3 separate regions of the Homo sapiens genome follow, and regions 2 and 3 are each linked to region 1. Evidence: read pairs that join two places in POLR2A ChIA-PET (ENCODE). Cell type or tissue: GM12878. All regions are shown on one strand.

The links. ChIA-PET counts read pairs that join two places held together with the same protein. Peaks named below come from ENCODE experiments on the same cell type or tissue, not always from the same donor. Only the 100,000 strongest peaks of a DNase experiment are listed, where the experiment ranks them.
Region 2: POLR2A ChIA-PET joins it to region 1 with 8 read pairs; 3 of 35 experiments call an interaction of 5 or more read pairs at or near these places.
Region 3: POLR2A ChIA-PET joins it to region 1 with 8 read pairs; 3 of 35 experiments call an interaction of 5 or more read pairs at or near these places.

Annotation. Positions count from the first base shown.
Region 1 is chr20:34,413,694-34,417,693 of GRCh38, reverse strand. ITCH (itchy E3 ubiquitin protein ligase) reads right to left here. Exons shown (of 25, transcript NM_031483.7): 6 at 3,815-3,952. Among named protein-coding and RNA genes, the nearest start is that of MIR644A, 51 kb to the left of the region's middle. In GM12878, no CTCF peak of the experiment used is centred here; DNase peaks (open chromatin) are centred at 1,213 and 2,443; H3K27ac peaks cover 2,921 bases.
Region 2 is chr20:34,252,857-34,256,856 of GRCh38, reverse strand. The region is part of intron 1 of ASIP (agouti signaling protein); the gene reads right to left. It also overlaps a transcript of AHCY not described here. Among named protein-coding and RNA genes, the nearest start is that of ASIP, 13 kb to the right of the region's middle. RefSeq lists an enhancer at 789-968. In GM12878, a CTCF peak has its summit at 1,083 (motif pointing left); no DNase peak of the experiment used is centred here.
Region 3 is chr20:34,653,290-34,657,289 of GRCh38, reverse strand. It overlaps PIGU (phosphatidylinositol glycan anchor biosynthesis class U), which reads left to right. Exons shown (of 12, transcript NM_080476.5): 2 at 46-110. Among named protein-coding and RNA genes, the nearest start is that of PIGU, 22 kb to the left of the region's middle. In GM12878, no CTCF peak of the experiment used is centred here; no DNase peak of the experiment used is centred here.

The sequences.
Region 1 (4,000 bases):
GCGCAGTGGCTCATGCCTATAATCCCAGCACTTTGGGAGGCCTAGGCAGGCGGATCAACTGAGGTCCGGAGTTCGACACCACCCTGGCCAACTTGGTAAAACCCCATCTGTACTAAAAATACAAAACTTAGCCAAGCATGGTGGCGCATGCCTGTCATCCCAGCTACTCGGGAGGCTGAGGAAGGAGAACTGCTTGAACCCGGGAGGCAGAGGTTGTAGTGAGCCGAGATCGTGCCATTGCACTCCAGCCTGGGCAACAAGAGCGATACTCCGTCTCAAAAAAAAAAAAAAAAGTCAGCCGGGCGCAGTGGCTCACGCCTGTAATCCCAGCAACTTTGGGAGGTCGAGGCAGGCGGATCACCTGAGGTCGGGAGTTCAAAGCCAGCCTGGCCAACACGGAGAAACCCTGTCTCTACTAAAAAATACAAAATTAGCCAGGCGTGGTGGTGCATACCTGTAAACCCAGCTACTCGGGAGGCTGAGATAGGAGAATCACTTAAACCCGGGAGGCAGAGGTTGCAGTGAGCCGAGATCGCACTATTGCACTCCAGCCTGGGCAAACAGAGCGAAACCCCATCTAAAAAAAAAAAAAAGTCTACCTAAATAGCAAATTAAAATTAGCCAGGTGTGGTGGCAGATGCCTGTAATCCTAGCTACTCTGGAGGCTGAGGCAGGAGAATCGCTTGAACCCAGGAGGCAGAGGTTGCAGTGAGCTGAGATAGTGCCACTGCACTCCAGCCTGGGTGACAAGAGCAAGACTCCGTCTCAAAAAAAAAAAAAAAGCTAGGAAGAGGTCTAGGAAGACCTCTTCCTAGAGACTCATGAAAGCAGATTAACTCTGTACTTCATTGAAGGAAAACACCATAACAAATTATGTAAAGAAAACATTATAACCGAGACTTGTAGCGAGATATTAAACTAGTTGAAAGTAGGGGAATATAAAGCCAGCTAGTTTTAAAATACAACTTAAAGAAAAAGAAAAAACAAGTACACTTTGTTTCACTTGGAAAAAGTTTATTTATATAACTGCCATTTTTAGAAAATTTATCCACCAAAAAGAAAGAACCAAAAATGTGTCTGTAAGTACAGTAGGCCTCCCCTTAGCTATGGTTTTAATTACCCACAGTCAACTGTGGTCCAAAAGTAGGTGAGTACAATAAGGTATTTTTCCCCCCAAAGGTCCAAACAAAGCTAAAAAAATGAGGTATTTTTGGAGTGAAAGTGAAACTGAGAGATGACATTCATAAAACTTTTATTGTAGTATATTGTTATAACTGTTTTCTTTTCTTTCTTTTGAGACCCAGTTTCGCTCTTGTTGCCCAGGCTGGAGTGCAATGGCATGATCTCAGCTTACCACAACCTCTAACTCCCGGGTTCAAGTGATTCTCCTGCCTCAGCCTCCCGAGTAGCTGGGATTACAGGCATGCGCCACCACGCCCAGCTAATTTTGTATTTTTAGTAGAGACGAGGTTTCTCCATGTTGGTCAGGCTGGTCTCAAACTCCCAACCTTAGGTGATCCGCCTGCCTCGGCCTCCCAGAGTGCTGGGATTACAGGCGTGAGCCACCACGCCTGGCCAGAGTCTCGCTCTGTCACCCAGGATAGAGTGCAGTGGCACTATCTTGGCTCACTGCAACCTCCACCTTCTGGTTTCAAGAGATTCTCCTGCCTCAGCCTCTCGAGCAGCTGGGCTTACGGGTGCTCGCCACCAGGCCAGGCTAATTTTTATATTTTTAGTAGAGACGGGGTTTCACCATGTTGGCCAGGCTGGTCTCAAACTCCTGACCTCGTGATCAGCCCACCTCGGCCTCCCAAAGTGCTGGGATTACAGGCGTGAGCCACCGCGTCCAGCAATTATTAAATATTTTACATTAGTAATAGTTTCATCTTCTATGGGCGAAGCTTAGGACACTATAAATACTGAGGTTTAGGGCAGTTTAACAATGTAACTTGTATTTTATCTTCCAGACTTCCAATTTATGTATAGAAAAATGTGACTATTATAGAGTTCTTGTGAACAATAATCAAAGTGTCAACTCCAAATCAGTATAACCATTTCAGAAATTTCTTTCCATCCTCACTAGCCCCAGAGAACTAATCTGGAAGACATATTAGGTCCTGCTACTTTATTTTTTTTGAGAGAGAGTCTCACTCTGTCACCCAGGCTGGAAGTGCAGTGGTGTGATCTTCGCTCACTGCAACCTCTGACTCCTGGGCTCAAGTGATCCTCCCACCTCAGCCTCCCAAGTACCTGGACTACAGGCACGTGCCACACACATGGCAAATTTTTTTATTTTTTGCAAAGATGGGGTTTTGTTATGTTGCCTAGGCTGGTCTCGAACTCCTGGGCTCAAGTAACCCTCCTGCCTCAGCCTCCCAAAGTGCTGGGATCAAGGGGTGTGAGCCACTGTGCCCAGCCTGTCCTGCTATTTTTAAAAGTCATGAGTCAAAGAGGAAGTAGGAAGTCTTTCAACAAAGTAGAAAAAGAATAGCACCTGACAGCTGCAAAATGTTTCATAATGCAGTTCCTAAGTAAACCAAAAGATCTTCGTCAAACTCATCAAGAAATCCATTAATCTGCTCTTTCATTGTCTTCAGGCCTCTAAAATCTATGTTTCAAGTGAAAATACACTTAACACATTAGGAAGTGATGGAAATATCTGATGGGAAAACAGTAGGAAAAAGTTCTATTAAATATGCTAGCTGTGTAGCCACTAACTCAGGTGCCACCACAGTTTATTTTCCTTTAACACACACTAGTAAATCAGAGATTGTAAGATTTACTAACACACATATAATGAATTAGTATTGTCAAAAGATATCTCTGTAAGTGTAGCCTACAGAAGTAGAAGGGGAATGGTAAATGGATCTCAGCTTGTAATGGCTGGGTGGTACAGTGTTAAGAAGGATTTAGAGGCCGGATGCAGTGGCTCACGCCTGTAATCCCAGCACTTTGGAAGGCTGAGGTGGGCGGATCACCTGAGGTCAAGAGTTCGAGACTAGCCTGACCAACATGGAAAAACCCCATCTCTACTAAAACAAACAAAAAAACCCCACAAAATTAGCTGGGCGTGGTGGCGCATGCCTGTAATCCCAGCTACTTAGGAGACTGAGACAGGAAAATCGCTTGAACCCAGGAGGCAGAGGTTGCGGTGAGCCGAAATCGTGCCATTGCACTCCAGCCTGGATAACAAGAGCAAAACTCCGTCTTAAAAAAAAAAAAAAAAAAAAAAAAAAGGATTTAAAGTCATATTTAAACTCAGCCCCACACTGCTACAGACAATAAACTCTGTCTGCCATTGGCACAGTTGGCGGTGTGGCATCTAACCCATATTAACTGCCATAGTTGGCCTACAGAATAAATACTATATAAATCAACTCATTACTCATGGAGGCAAATGTGATTCAACTTCTATTTGGCTAATTTTTCAACTTATGTAAAAATATACATGCTTTTATTCACAGAAATAATACACTAAAAAGAAAATGTTTAAAGTGATCAATGTCTATTTTTTAAAAAGAAAAAAATCATTTCTTTTTTTTTTTTTTTAAAGAAACAAGGTCTCACTCTGTCACCTAGGCTGGACCGCAGTGATGTGATTACGGCTCAGAGCAGCCTCAACCTCCAAGCTCAAGCAATCTTTCTGCCTCAGCCTCCCAAAGTGCTGGGATTAGAGGCGTGAGCCACCACACCGGCCAGAAAAAAACATTTTATTAATCTGAAAAAAAAAATCAAAATAATTACATACAGCATACTACAATGGCTATTTTATTTAAGAAGAATCATTAAAGACCTTAAAAAGGTAGTCACTTACTTTCTGAACATGTAGTTTCACCATTGGTAACAACTTCAGACTCTAACTGTAGCCCATCAAGACAAATTGACAAGTCTCCTATTGTCTCTGTTGGCTCTTTGTCACCTCCAAGCTGCAAAGTCACAACTACTTCTTCAACTGGAAGAAAATAAAGTTACAGAAAAAATGGTCACTTTTTTCCCAGTT
Region 2 (4,000 bases), 160 kb after region 1:
GTGAGCTGTGATTGTACCACTGCACTGTTACCCAGCCTGGGCAACACAGTGAGACTCTATCTCAAAAACAAAAACAAATGAGCTCGATTAAGGCAAGTTACAAGAGGCATGTTATAAATTAGGAGGCGGTACGTGTAGTTATTTTGTGTCTTTGGGTTTTCCTTACCATAAATAATATACTCATGGGCCAAAAACTGTAATGGGAATTTCTACAAAGAAGTGAGAGTGGCCGGAAAATCTGAGCTAGAAAAAGAGGCCAGGCATGGTGGCTCACGCCTATAATCCCAGCACTGGAGGAAGCCACAGGAGGAGGATTCCTTGATCTTAGGAATTTGAGACCAGCCTGGCAACATAGAGAGACCTCATCTCTACAAAAAATTTTTAAAAAATTAGCCGGGTGTTATCGGGTCCAGCCCTACTGGGTCTGTGGGTTTTTTCTCCTCATGTGTGGAGACGAGAGATCGTAGAAATAAAGACACAAGACAAAGAGACAGAATAAAATACAGCTGGGTCCGGGGGACCACTACCACCAAGGCACAGAGACCAGTAATGGCCCCGAATGCCTGGCTGTGCTGTTATTTATTGGATACAAGACAAGGGGGCAGGGTAAGGAGTGTGAGCCATCTCCAGTGATAGATAAGGTTACACAAGTCACGTGTCCACCAGACAGGAGGCCCTTCCCTGTTTGGCAGCCGAGGCGGAGAGAGAGGACAGTTTATGCCATTATTTCTTCTATGCATTTCAAAGACTTTAGTACTTTTACTAATTCTGCTACCACTCTCTAGAAGGCGGAGCCAGGTGTACGGGGTGGAACATGAAAGCGGACCAGGAGCGTGACCGCTGAAGCACAGCATCACAGGGAGATGGTCAGGCCTCTGGAGGCTGCGGGTGGGCCTGACTGATGTCAGGCCTTCCACAAGAGGTGGTGGAGCAGAGTCTTCTCTAACTCCCCCGGGGAAAGGGAGACTCCCTTTCTCGGTCTGCTAAGTAACCGGTGCCTTCCCGAGCACTGATGCTACCACTAGACCAAGGTCCACTAGGTAATGGGTGCCTTCCCAGGTGCTGGCATTACTGCTAGACCAGGAAGCCCTCTAGTGGCCCTGTCCGGGCGTAACAGAGGGCTCACACTCTTGTCTTCTGGTCACTTGCTCACCGTGTCCCTTCAGCTCCTATCTCTGTATGGCCTGGTTTTTCCTAGGTTATAATTGTAGAACAAAGATTATTATAATATTGGAATAAAGAGTAATGCTACAAACTAATGATTAATGATATTCATATATAATCACATCTATAATCTATTTCTAGTATAACTATTCTTATTCTATATATTTTCTTTATTATACTGGAGCAGCTTGTGCCCTCGGTCTCTTGCCTTGGCACCTGCGTGGCTTGCCACCCACAGGTGTGATAGTACACACCTGTGGTCCCAGCCTCTTGGGAGGGTGAGGTGGGAGGGAGGATTGCTTGAACCTGGGAGGTTGAGGCTCCAGTGAGCTGTGATCATACCAAAAAAGAAAAGAAAGGAAGAAAGAAAAAGGTGGCAGGAGTTTGGGGAAGATTAAGTTAGACCCAGGAACAGGATTGAGAACGAGGGGGCTGAATCAACAGTCCAGTTCAATATTCACAAATCCAAGGGGTAGTGGGACAGCTCATGACCAGAGGCCAATATCCATGGGACTGGATGTCCATGGACTGGCCAAAGTCCACAGTGATCACTTGCTCTGAACACTTCATAATGTAGGTACAAGCTCAGTTCACCATCAGAGCAGCCATAAGCCTAATGTAAACACTATTCACTGCACAATGGGTAGGCAGGAGATCTCACCAGGTCAAATCCCCAGCCTAACTCAGGAAAAGTGAATCCTAGGGGTTAGTTTAAGACAAACAGACCAACCCCCGGCAAAACAGTTCTCCTGGTAGAACCATACAGTTGGACTGAGTCTTGGATTGGTAAAGTCTCAGTGGAGTAAATCTTATTTGGGTATAATAGGGAGAAAGTTAAAGACCAGTATTCCTTACCTCAATTCTGGAGGGATATGTATATTCTAAATGTAATACAGGTCCATAATGTTTAGTTGTATTAGGATTCTTGGGGTCAGATGTTTTTTAGAATTCAGAACTTTGTGAACGTTAGAAAAATAGTATCATCCATATATTATGTTAAACCACATATAAGGGGTCTGGGAGAACCCTATAATGAAAATATTAATGCTTCTATAGCAAAAAGGCATGGATCTTCATAATAGGCAGGATGAATACAGACTATGAATTGATTCACATCAATTCGGGACGGGTTTTGTTGCCAAATGTCTTCAGGTAAGTTCAGATTTTGCTGCCAAATGAGTTGCCAAAGGGGGAACAAAACCTTATACTTTTCAGGGTGTTGGGATTTTGCAATTACAGGTAAACGTTTTTGGATCTGTACAGACCTTGTTGCTGTTATTACTCATTAGAGAAACACACTCCCTGCTATTAATACAGGACAATAATGCTAGGCCGGGCCCTGTGGCTCACGCCTATAATCCCAGCACTTTGGGAGGCCAAGGCAGGTGGATCACCTGAGGTCAGGAGTTCGAGACCAGCCTGACCAACATGGTGATAGCTCGTCTCTACTAAAAATACAAAAATTAGCTGGGTGTGGTGGCGCATGCCTGTAATCCCAACTACTTGGGAGGCTGAGGTAGAAGCATCACTTGAATCCAGGAGGCAGAGGTTGCAGTGAGCAAAGATTGTGCCACTGCACTGCAGGCTGGGTGACAGAGTAAGACTCTGTCTCAAAAAAAAAACGAAACAAAACAAAACAAAAAAACAGGACAATAATGCTGACAGCAATGAGTAGCTGTGTAACTGGGTTTCTCAACTGTCTTTCCACTCTGCAATGATGAAGACTGTTATTTGATGTGTGATATCTCTGATGACAGTTCTCCTTTTAAATTCATCATCTGTATTTAGGACTTAAGATGAGTTTCTCTTCAGCATGGTGGATAAAAAGAAGGATCCAGACACACGAGTCAGATCACTTGGATGAACCTGTCATTTAAATGGCTGCCTGACCCTAGGTCCACCTAGGTCTCAGCTTTCTCAGTTTTAAGGGCCCGGCACTCACGCCTATAAGCCCAGCACTTTGGGAAGCTGAGGTGGGTGCATCACTTGAGGCCAGGAGTTTGAGACCAGCATGGCCAACATGGTGAAACCCGTCTCTACTAAAAATACAAAAATTAGCCAGGCTTGGTGGTGCATGCCTATAATCCCAGCTACTTGGGAGGCTGAAGCAGAAGAATCGCTTGAACCGGGAGGCGGAGGTTGCAGTGAGCTGAGATTGTGCCATTGCACTCCGGCCTGGGCAACGGAGCAAGACTCTGTCTCTAAAAAATAAATAAATAAATAAATAAATAAATAAATAAATAAAATAAAATAAAAATAAGAGCGTAGGGAAAAGAAAGAGAGATCAGGCTGGGCGCGGTGGCTCACGCCCGTAATCCCAGCACTTTGGGAGGCTGAGGCAGGCGGATCATGAGGTCAGGAGATCAAGACCATCCTGGCTAACATGGTGAAACCCCGTCTCTACTAAAAATACAAAAAAATTAGGCGGGCGTGGTGGCAGACACCTGTAGTCCCAGCTACTCGGGAGGCTGAGGCAGGAGAATGGTGTGAACCCAAGAGGCAGAGCTTGCAGTGAGCTGAGTGAGCCACTGCACTCCAGCCTGGGCAACAGAGCGAGACTTCGTCTAAAAAAAAAATAAAAAAAAAAGAAAGAGAGATCAGGTTGTTACTGTGTCTATGTAGAAAAGGAAGACATAAAAAACTCCATTTTGATCTGTACTAAGAAAAATTGTTTCTGCTTTGAGATGCTGTTAACCTGTAACTTTAGTCCCAACCCTGTGCTCACAGAAACATGTGCTGTATTGAATCAAAGTTTAATGGATTTAGGGCTGTGCAGGATGTGCCTTGTTAACATGTTTGCAGGCAGTATGCCTGGTAAAAGTCATCGCCATTCTCC
Region 3 (4,000 bases), 240 kb before region 1:
AGCTGCCTGCTTAGTCTGAGTGAACTTGTATATCTAATTTTTCAGTGGTTGAAGGCCTTTCACTGTTGGACTTGGGAGTATCTCCGTATTCTGGAGCAGTATTTCATGAAGTAAGTGTTCTTATTTTCTTTTCTGGGTACCAAGAGTAGTTTACAGTCACAGATACCAAAGCCTAACCTCTGTTTTGTACAAACATTTAAAAAGATGTATTCTTGACGATCATATTTAGAAACAGCCCGTTTTTAGATGTCCTCTGCATAAGAAAGAGGTTTTGCAATTGCAATGGAAATGATCCAGATTAAGATTGTAACTGGGGAAGCAGATGAGGCTTCTGTAGAAGTTACCATTTGTAAAGGCAAATAAGTTGCAAACAGTCCTTAGTCCGCAAATAGGTTGTATGCTAATTAGCATGTAATTTGTTGTTTGGAATATGATTTCCCATGAAAACTACGGCAGTAATGTTGTTTCCTTAGAAAGCCCAGAAAAACTTACTTAACCCATAAAATTAGCTTTTTTTTTTTTTTTTGGCAGGGTCTTATTCTGTCACCCAGGCTAGAGTGCAGTGACACAATCACGGTTCACTGCAGCCTTGACCTCCTGGGCTCAAGCGATCCTCCTACTTGAGCCTCCTTAGTAGGGACCACAAGTGTGCACCACCATGCCCAGCTAATTTTTATTTAAAATTAGCTCTTAAGAATAGTAAAAACAGGCCGGGTGCAGTGGCTCATACCTGTAATCCCAGCACTTTGGGAGGCCGAAGTGGGCGGATCACGAGGTCAGGAAATCGAAACCATCCTGGCTAACACGGTGAAACCCCGTCTCTACTGAAAATACAAAAGATTAGCTGGGCGCGGTAGTGGGCGCCTGTAGTCCCAGCTACTCGGGAGGCTGAGGCAGGAGAATGGCGCGAACCCGGGAGGTGGAGCTTGCAGTGAGCCGAGATCGCACCACTGCACTCCAGCCTGGGTGACAGAGCGAGACTCCGTCTCAAAAAAAAAAAAAAAAAAAATTATAAACAGGCCAGGCGCGGTGGCTTACACCTGTAATCCCAGCACTTTGGGAGGCCAACGCAAGTGGATCACGAGGTCAGGAGTTCAAGACCAGCCTGGCCAACGTGGTAAACCCCCAGCTCTACTAAACATACAAAAAATAGCTGGGCATGGTGGCAGGTGCCTGTAATCCCAGCTACTTGGGAGGCTGAGGCAGGACAATTGTTTGAACCCGGGAGGCAGAGTTTGCAGTGAGCCGAGACTGCACCATTGCACTCCAGCCTGGGCCACAGGGCGAGACTCCATCTCAAAAAAAAAAAAAAAAAAAAAAAGAATAGTGAAAACACTCTTAATTAGGTCCAGATTATCTCTTGTTTACAGCAACAGCTTCCTGACAGGTCTTTTTGCATTCAGTCTTGCTCATTCACTGTATTCTGTAGTCAGAGCCATCTTTCTAAAATGTGAATCTGTTTCTGTCACCGTCTTGCTCGGCACCTTTGAATGTTCACCATTCACCTCAGGATAAAATCCAGATACCTTAGAGGGGCATACAAAGCCCTGAAGACCCTCCTCACCACATCCATCACATTTCTTTCCACTGCCCTTTCCATTCTTTTTTATTTTTTTGAGACAGAGTCTTGCTCTGTCACCCAGGCTGGAATGCAGTGGCACGATCTTGGCTCACTGCAAGCTCTGCCTCCTGGGTTCACGCCATTCTCCTGCCTCAGCCTCCGGAGTAGCTGGGACCACAGGTGCCCGTGACTATGCCTGGCTAATTTTTTTTTGTGTTTTTAGTAGAGACGGGGTTTCATCATATTAGCCAGGATGCTCTCAAACTCCTGACTTCGTGATCCGCCTGCCTTGGCCTCCCAAAGTGCTGGGATTACAGGCGTGAGCCACCGCGTCCCACTGCCCTTTCCGTTCTTATTGGCCATATCATTTTAAAGAAGTTTTCTAATTTGACAATGTACCTTCTAATTTTTTTTTTTTAAAGACAGGGTCTTGCTCTGTCACCGAGGCTGGAATGTGGTGGAATGATCATGGCTTACTATAGCCTCAACCTCCTGGGCTCAAGCAGTCCTCCCACCTCAGCCTCCTGAGTAGCTAGGACTACAGACATGTACCACCACAGCTGGCTAATTTTTAAAAATTTCTTTGTAGAGATGGGGTCTTGCTATGTTGCCCAGGCTGGTCTTGAACTCCTGCACTCAAGTAATCCTCCTGCCTTGGCCTCCGAAAGTGTTGGGATTACAGGCATGAGCCACTGTGCTTGGCCTTAATTTTTTTTTTTTTTTTGAGACAGAGTCTCGCTCTGTCGCCCAGGATGGAGTGCAATGGTGCAATCTCAGCTCACTGCAACCTCTGCCTCCCGGGTTCAAGCGACTCCTCTGCCTCAGCCTCCCGAGAAGCTGGGACCACAGGCACGCGCCACCATGCCTGGCTAATTTTTGTATTTTTAGTGGAGACGGGGTTTCACCATATTGGCCAGGCTGGTCTCGAACTCCTGACCTTGTGATCCGCCTGCCTCGGCCTCCCAAAGTGCTGGGATTACAGCTGTGAGTCACCGTTCCTGGCTGGCCTTAATTTTTATAGTTATCTCTCTCATATGTACTTTGAGAACAGTTTTTTTTTGTTTGTTTTTTGGCTCTTCTGTCTAATCTTTCAAAAGCATTCAACTTGGTCCTCATAGAAATAACAGCTGTCTTTTGCATTTCAATTTTATTATCTCTGGGTTAATATCTAATCAAACTGCAATAACAAGAACTACTGGCAGAAACAGGTTAGGAACAACTTCAGAGACTTTTTTTTTTTTTTTTTTGAGACAGAGTTTTGCTCTTTTGCCCAGGTGGAGTGAAGTGGCGCCAACTCGGCTCATTGCAACCTCTGCAACCCCCTCCCCCTTCCCCCACCCTGGATTCAAGTGATTGTCCTGCCTCAGCATCCCAAGTAGCTGGAGTTATAGGCGTGTGCCACCACGCCTGGCTAATTTTTGAATTTTTAGTAGAGACAGGGTTTTGCCACCTTGGCCAGGCTGCTCTCGAACTCCTGACCTCAGGTGATCCACCTGCCTCGGCCTCCCAAAGTGCTAGGATTACAGGCGTGAGCCACCGTGCCCGGCCAAGAGACTCTTAATAAGCACACAGGGCCGGGCACGGTGGCTCACGCCTGTAATCCCAGCACTTTGGGAAGCCTAGGCGGGCGGATCACAAGGTCGGGAGTTCGAGACCAGCCTGGCCAATATGGCGAAACCCCGTCTCTACTAAAAATACAAAAAATTAGCAAGGCATGGTGGCAGGTGGCTGTAGTCCCAGCTACTCAGGAGGCTGAGGCAGGAGAATGGCGTGAACACGGGAGGCGGAGCTTGCAGTGAGCCGAGATGGTGCCACTGCACTCCAGCCTGGGTGACAGAGCGAGACTCCGTCTCAAAAAAAAAAAAGAAAGGTGTCTCTCATCACCTTAGTCTTCCAAAGAATCTTATGCTTATCCTTTTCCTGGCTCATGTCACACTCTTGAAATTGCCTCTGTGTTTATTTTACTCATTATGATATATTGTCTTCAAAACAGGTGCTGTCCCCTTCTTATCACTTATTCCTAGTGCCTACCTCTATCAGCATATGCATTACAATCCTTCCCTCCCTTCTGTCCTTCCTTTAGTAAAGATTTGTTAAATATTCACTAAGTGCCAGCTACTCTGCTAGGTGTTAGGGATACAAAACAAGACACAGTGCCTGGCTTCATGGTGCTTATACTTCTGAGAGAAACAGACAATAAGTTAGTAAAAAAAAGAAACAAATTTCAGAGCCAAGGGTATCACCAGAGATAAAATACATTTCATAATGATAAAAGAGATAGCGATACTAAATGCTTATGTATCAAATTACAGAGCTTCAAAATATATGAAGACTGATAGAACTACAAGGAGAAATAGATCCACAATTACAGAGATTTCAATATCCCTTTCTCAATGATTGGTAGAACAAGCAGACATAAAATCAGCAAAGATATAAAAG